Linked DNA regions of Homo sapiens: region 1 is linked to region 2. Evidence: read pairs that join two places in POLR2A ChIA-PET (ENCODE). Cell type or tissue: Panc1. All regions are shown on one strand. Region 1 overlaps PTPN14 (protein tyrosine phosphatase non-receptor type 14). Region 2 overlaps LOC124904509 (a long non-coding RNA gene).

The links. ChIA-PET counts read pairs that join two places held together with the same protein. Peaks named below come from ENCODE experiments on the same cell type or tissue, not always from the same donor. Only the 100,000 strongest peaks of a DNase experiment are listed, where the experiment ranks them.
Region 1: POLR2A ChIA-PET joins it to region 2 with 8 read pairs; 3 of 35 experiments call an interaction of 5 or more read pairs at or near these places.

Annotation. Positions count from the first base shown.
Region 1 is chr1:214,353,477-214,355,976 of GRCh38, reverse strand. PTPN14 (protein tyrosine phosphatase non-receptor type 14) reads left to right here. Exons shown (of 19, transcript NM_005401.5): 19 at 1-2,500. Among named protein-coding and RNA genes, the nearest start is that of SMYD2, 74 kb to the right of the region's middle. In Panc1, no CTCF peak of the experiment used is centred here; no DNase peak of the experiment used is centred here.
Region 2 is chr1:214,260,742-214,263,241 of GRCh38, reverse strand. LOC124904509 (a long non-coding RNA gene) reads left to right here. Exons shown (of 2, transcript XR_007066876.1): 2 at 278-2,500. Among named protein-coding and RNA genes, the nearest start is that of SMYD2, 19 kb to the left of the region's middle. RefSeq lists a silencer at 1,576-1,625. In Panc1, a CTCF peak has its summit at 1,549 (motif pointing left); DNase peaks (open chromatin) are centred at 1,541 and 1,741; H3K27ac peaks cover 383 bases; H3K27me3 peaks cover 1,039 bases.

The DNA.
Region 1 (2,500 bases), 93 kb before region 2:
AAAAAAAAAAAAAAAAAGGAAAAAAGGTTGTCAAGAAAAACTAGATGTTAGGAGAAAGGAAAATTTAATTGCAGTTTTTTTTCTTAGAATTGACTGCTGTGAGAGTTCCATATGCCTTTCTTCATTGCTGCTTTTGTCCCCCGTGAGCTAAAAAGATGGAGTGACATCAAATCAACCAGAAAAAGTATGCCTTTGTGACATCCCATCACCACATGCCAACAGGTATATATTCCCCATTAAGTTCTTCGGAATAGGAATCCTCTGTTTCAACCTGGCCAGGTGTTGTGGTGGCTGTACTCTAGTTAGACTCGGAATATCTGGGGATGGAGGGCTTCCCCTGTGTCTTCTACTTCAAGGTCTGAAGGCTCAGTGAAGGAGTATAATCTGCTGATCTTTGTAGATTCTGGAGTTTTGTTGTATGTCCTGGAAAGAAACCCATTAGTATTACATGTATTTTCAGTGAACAGAGCTTATAACCCTTATTATAAGAAGCTCATCAATAAGCAAAAAGATACTTGTTTCCTTTCCTTGGAGGTTTTTCCATCCTTGGGATATTCTGCTGTTAGGGATGTTTTAGCAAGTGGTCTCAGTTACTGGTTTATTGCGTGATGAACAACATCAGTATTTATCTTTTATCTCTAAGCCCCAAGGTGGGCACTGTTAGAATATGTCTCATGTGGACAGCATATAGATCTGGTGCGTCTTTGAGGTCGTCAGAGCTCATGGGCTTCCCTGAAATTCATCCACTGTCCCTGCCGTATGCTACGGGAATATTCATTAGTGTACAAAATGCAGGGAGGAAGTAGGTTTAATATTCAACTTTCTAGCCAAAGTTTATATTGAAACCCAAAAGAAAACATTTAAGAGTTGTTCCACATATTTCACTTTTAAAAACAAATGCCTTTGGTTCTTTAGCACATTTTGCATTCCTTTTCACATCTCCAGTAAATGCCAACATATCTCCTGTTAAATTAGCAGCAGCCATTTAAAGTCCTTTCGGTGGCATCTGCATAATAATTGCCCAGAGATGCTTTATATCTGGGAAGCAAGCCAAGGAATAAACCTTGAAGCAAAGTGTATTAAATTAGTTATCTAGTTAGAGCTTTTGGAATGATTTCCTGATGATGTATCAAGTCTGAAGCTGGAGCTGTCAGTGTCTATTGCTGCAGTTTGGATTTGAAGGGAGAAAATGTAAAATGGAGGAAAAAAAAGTTACCATCTCACAACAAAGCCATCAAACATTTTCCAGCCGCTGTTTTCGAGGTTTTCCAGTTGAACTGTTTGGTTTCTTTCATCCACACTCATTTGGATACATTGACCCGAGGTATTCATCCTTGTTTACTGTGGTCCCTGAATCATGGGGGCTGAATTTGATGTCTTCATCCTTGAGATGAGCCTGCTGGCTTAGCTGAGGAATGTCCTGCTGAGGTTTCTTAGGTTTCCTTGGGTTCTAAGGATATACTGGATATACCATCTTTTAGCAAGAGTATCTGGTAGCATTTACAGATAGCATAGACATTGGTATGCACTTCTTTCCCCAGATAGGAAGTAAAGGAGGATTTAGTTGCATGAAAAAAGGATGTTAAACATTGATTACATAGGAGTAAAGATGAATGAGCTGCAATATTCAGTCGGAGCTAAACAATAAGATCAGGGAAGGTAAAAATACCTATGTGGAATATTTTGAATCGTAAGCTTTTGAGGAGCTTAAATTGAGAGAATTTTACTTTTAATTTTGTAGATTGAGAAGAGGAACCGCTTTTTAAAATTATAGCTAAACTGTCATTGTTTTCCTAAGAGTCACTTGGCCATCTCTGGCCCCCTCTTTCATCAGCCTGAAGAGAGGGTCTTTGTAGACTGCTGAGGGTGGGCCTTGTAGGACTTGACCATGGCTTACACCTACTTAACCTTTATCCTGCTTTCTTTCAGCTTGTGCTTTTCAGTTATAAACTCCAGTGGGTACAGCAGGCTGGCCTTTTCATCCAGCTGATTATTTTTCCAGCTTAATATAGATTGACCCATATGAAATTTCCAATAATGGACCATATTTTCTGCAAATAGACAGTACTCGCATGGATCACCTATATCTTCCCCCTGATACACTGTGGGTCCCAACACCAGATGTCATTTCTCCAGAGCAGTGCTAATGAACACAAAAGGTATACCCTGGGTGGCCCAGCTCTTTTCACGAACGTGCTGCCCTGCTCATAGTGATCCTTGCATCACTTGGTGAATGGGCCATCTCCTGGGACATGGAAGTTGCAGAGGTAGATAGTGCACTGCAGCTTCTCTTAAGCCGGATTGGCCATCAGGCATATCACTCTGGAGTTTTTAGCTGCTGTCCTTTCCCGATGAACAGTCTGTATTAGCTGACCTCAGCCTACTTGTTACGTGACGTATGGGTCCCAAAAGTGTCCTTTGTCAAAAAGCAGAATGTGCCTTCTAGTCTCCCTTTCCCCATCTAATGGTGTATTCGATGGTGAAGATGAGTACAGTTGAC
Region 2 (2,500 bases):
ATGCCGCGTTGATTCTCTATATATGCATCATCCTCTTAAACCTCACCCCCACGGTTTTTTTAGTTTTGGTGTAATGCAATATCTGATTTCTGAAAGTTTTAAAAATTTCTTTGTTTTAACTTTAGAAGAGTTTGCTTTATTTTCACTAAAAGAATTCTCTTTATTTTTCTGTTCTAAAAACAGGAGTATGTATAATACTTGTCTATCGCTTTTGCTTGATAAAAAGAGGGAAGGTCTGTGCATAGCCGTGGGTGACTAATTTCGTAACCTCTTCCAGATTCTTAGATTGGCGGTGCTGGACAGCAAGTGACCAGAAGAGAAACAAGTGGTAACCCAACCTGCATGAAGAAAATTCAGTAGAACCTTGCTGGTGTAGAGAAGATGGCACAAAGAAGAGTGAGAACACTTTTATGAAAGGCTTAGGAAATGTTGAAGTTTTCCAGTTTTCTTCCTATGTGAAGGAACATAGTGAAGGGGGAAAGGCCCCTTTTTTGCACATACCTGTGGAGGGTAACGCTGTGTGGGTGCATTTAGCCCTAATCTCTGCCGTGGATCAGGATCGTTGGTTGTGGAGGAGGAAGAAGAGAGGGAAAGGCTTGAATACTTACAAAAGATTTTGAGAGCCTAAATGATGAAAGCTAGCAGTTCTACAGTGTTTACTAAGTGCAAGAAACTGTTGTAAGAGTTTTGCATATATTAACTCCTTTGATTCGATTCTAATGACCCTATGAGGTAGGTGCTATTATTATCATCTCCATTTCACAGAGAAGGAAATTGAGACACAGAGAGATTAAATAACTTGACCAAGATCACACAGCTATAATAGTCAATTGTGGAGCTGGGATTCAAGCTCTGGTGTCTGCTTTCAGATTCATACCCTTACCCATTACCCTGTACTACCCATCTGGAATGTGGAGAACGTGCTGATAACATTGCTAATAATCATCTGTCGTTTATTTCTGACTACTCTCCAATTTTTTTAAGAGACCTGTATCTAACCTTTGGTGATAACTAAACTATAGGAGAAAACTTGAGTTCTGATAGTAAGAAACATTTACAAAATGGTCTGAAAGTTGATTTGAAGTCGAAAACCCTTATATGTGTTTGTAAATTCTAGAGAAGAAGTGGCAGCCAGGCAGATGAGCTCTCTGTTCTGTGCAGAGCTGATGGTACTCCCTGCCCTGGGGAGCCGGCACTGGCAGCGATTACATCACTAAGTCACCCTCCATACTCAGCTGCTTGCTAAGAATTAAATTGCTGGCACCAGATCTGGTGAGCCTCATGTTACCATGGCTTGTTTGTGGAGAGCACATTAGTGTGATATGTTCAGTCTTCAGAAACAGTTAAACATCAGCTTTATTACCAAAAAGATAGTGTATGCTGGTATTACTCCTGGTTATTCGGTTCAGCTCCTCAAGTGAACAGTCCCACACCTATTTAGCCCATTGAGTCAAGCTGACCTCCTTTCCCGGTTACGGGTTTGTGGACAGGAGTGACAGGCGGGTTCACTTGCAAGGGAGCCAGAGAGCCGCTCGTGCCTCTGCTGCCCTCTAGAGGCGTGTCAGGCCAAGGCCGCTCATCTCTGAGCCTTGCCGGCGGATTGCACCACCAGTCCACCTTTTGTCTCCCTTTTGAATCTCCACTGAACACCATTTGTCAAAAGGGTTGAGGCAAAACCACTCTGAGCTTCCAAAACAATAATAAGACTTAATTAGAATTCCAAGCTAAGCCATTGAGAGTTGCTGTTTATATTGGGGAAGATGTAACACTTCAGTCCTGTGTTTTTCAGCCCCTACATCTCAACCATCAAAGGGAAATGAGTCAAGGTTGTTTTAAAACTATAAATAGAGCTAACACTTACAAAGCAATTGCCACATGCCAGGTACTATTCTAAGCGCCTCGCATATGATGACCTATTTAATGAGGTGGGTGGTATGAGCATCTCTATCTTATAAATAGGGGAACTGAGGCAAGGGACTGTAAGTATTTCTCACAGTTCATGGGTGGTGGAACTGGCTTTGAAGCCCGGTAGTTCTGGCTCCATGAACTTGGCTTATAATCACTTTACTGTACGGCCTCTTTTATAGCTATCGAGGCATGCATTGCAAGTCCAATTTTTAGGTAAAGGTTTTGTTAAAAATCTTTAACCTTAATCTTGTAATGAGGAAACAATTGGCCCAGACCCTTTAAAAATGTCAATGACGTAATAAATAAAGAAGGAGAAGGAGGAGGAGGAAGGGGAGAAGTATTTTAGAGCTATGACAACTAAATATAATTCATTGTCCATGGTTAGACCCTGGATATAAAGAGACAAAACTACAAACAATATTATTGGGAAATTAGGAAAATATGAATATGGGCTATATTTTGGATAATCATATTAATGTTGCATTTCTTGAGTATGACCTCTTATTGCTGTTATATAGCAGTATGTCCTTGTTCTTAAGTGATACTTGAACTATTTAGGGGTAAAATATCATGATATCAGCAAATTACTATC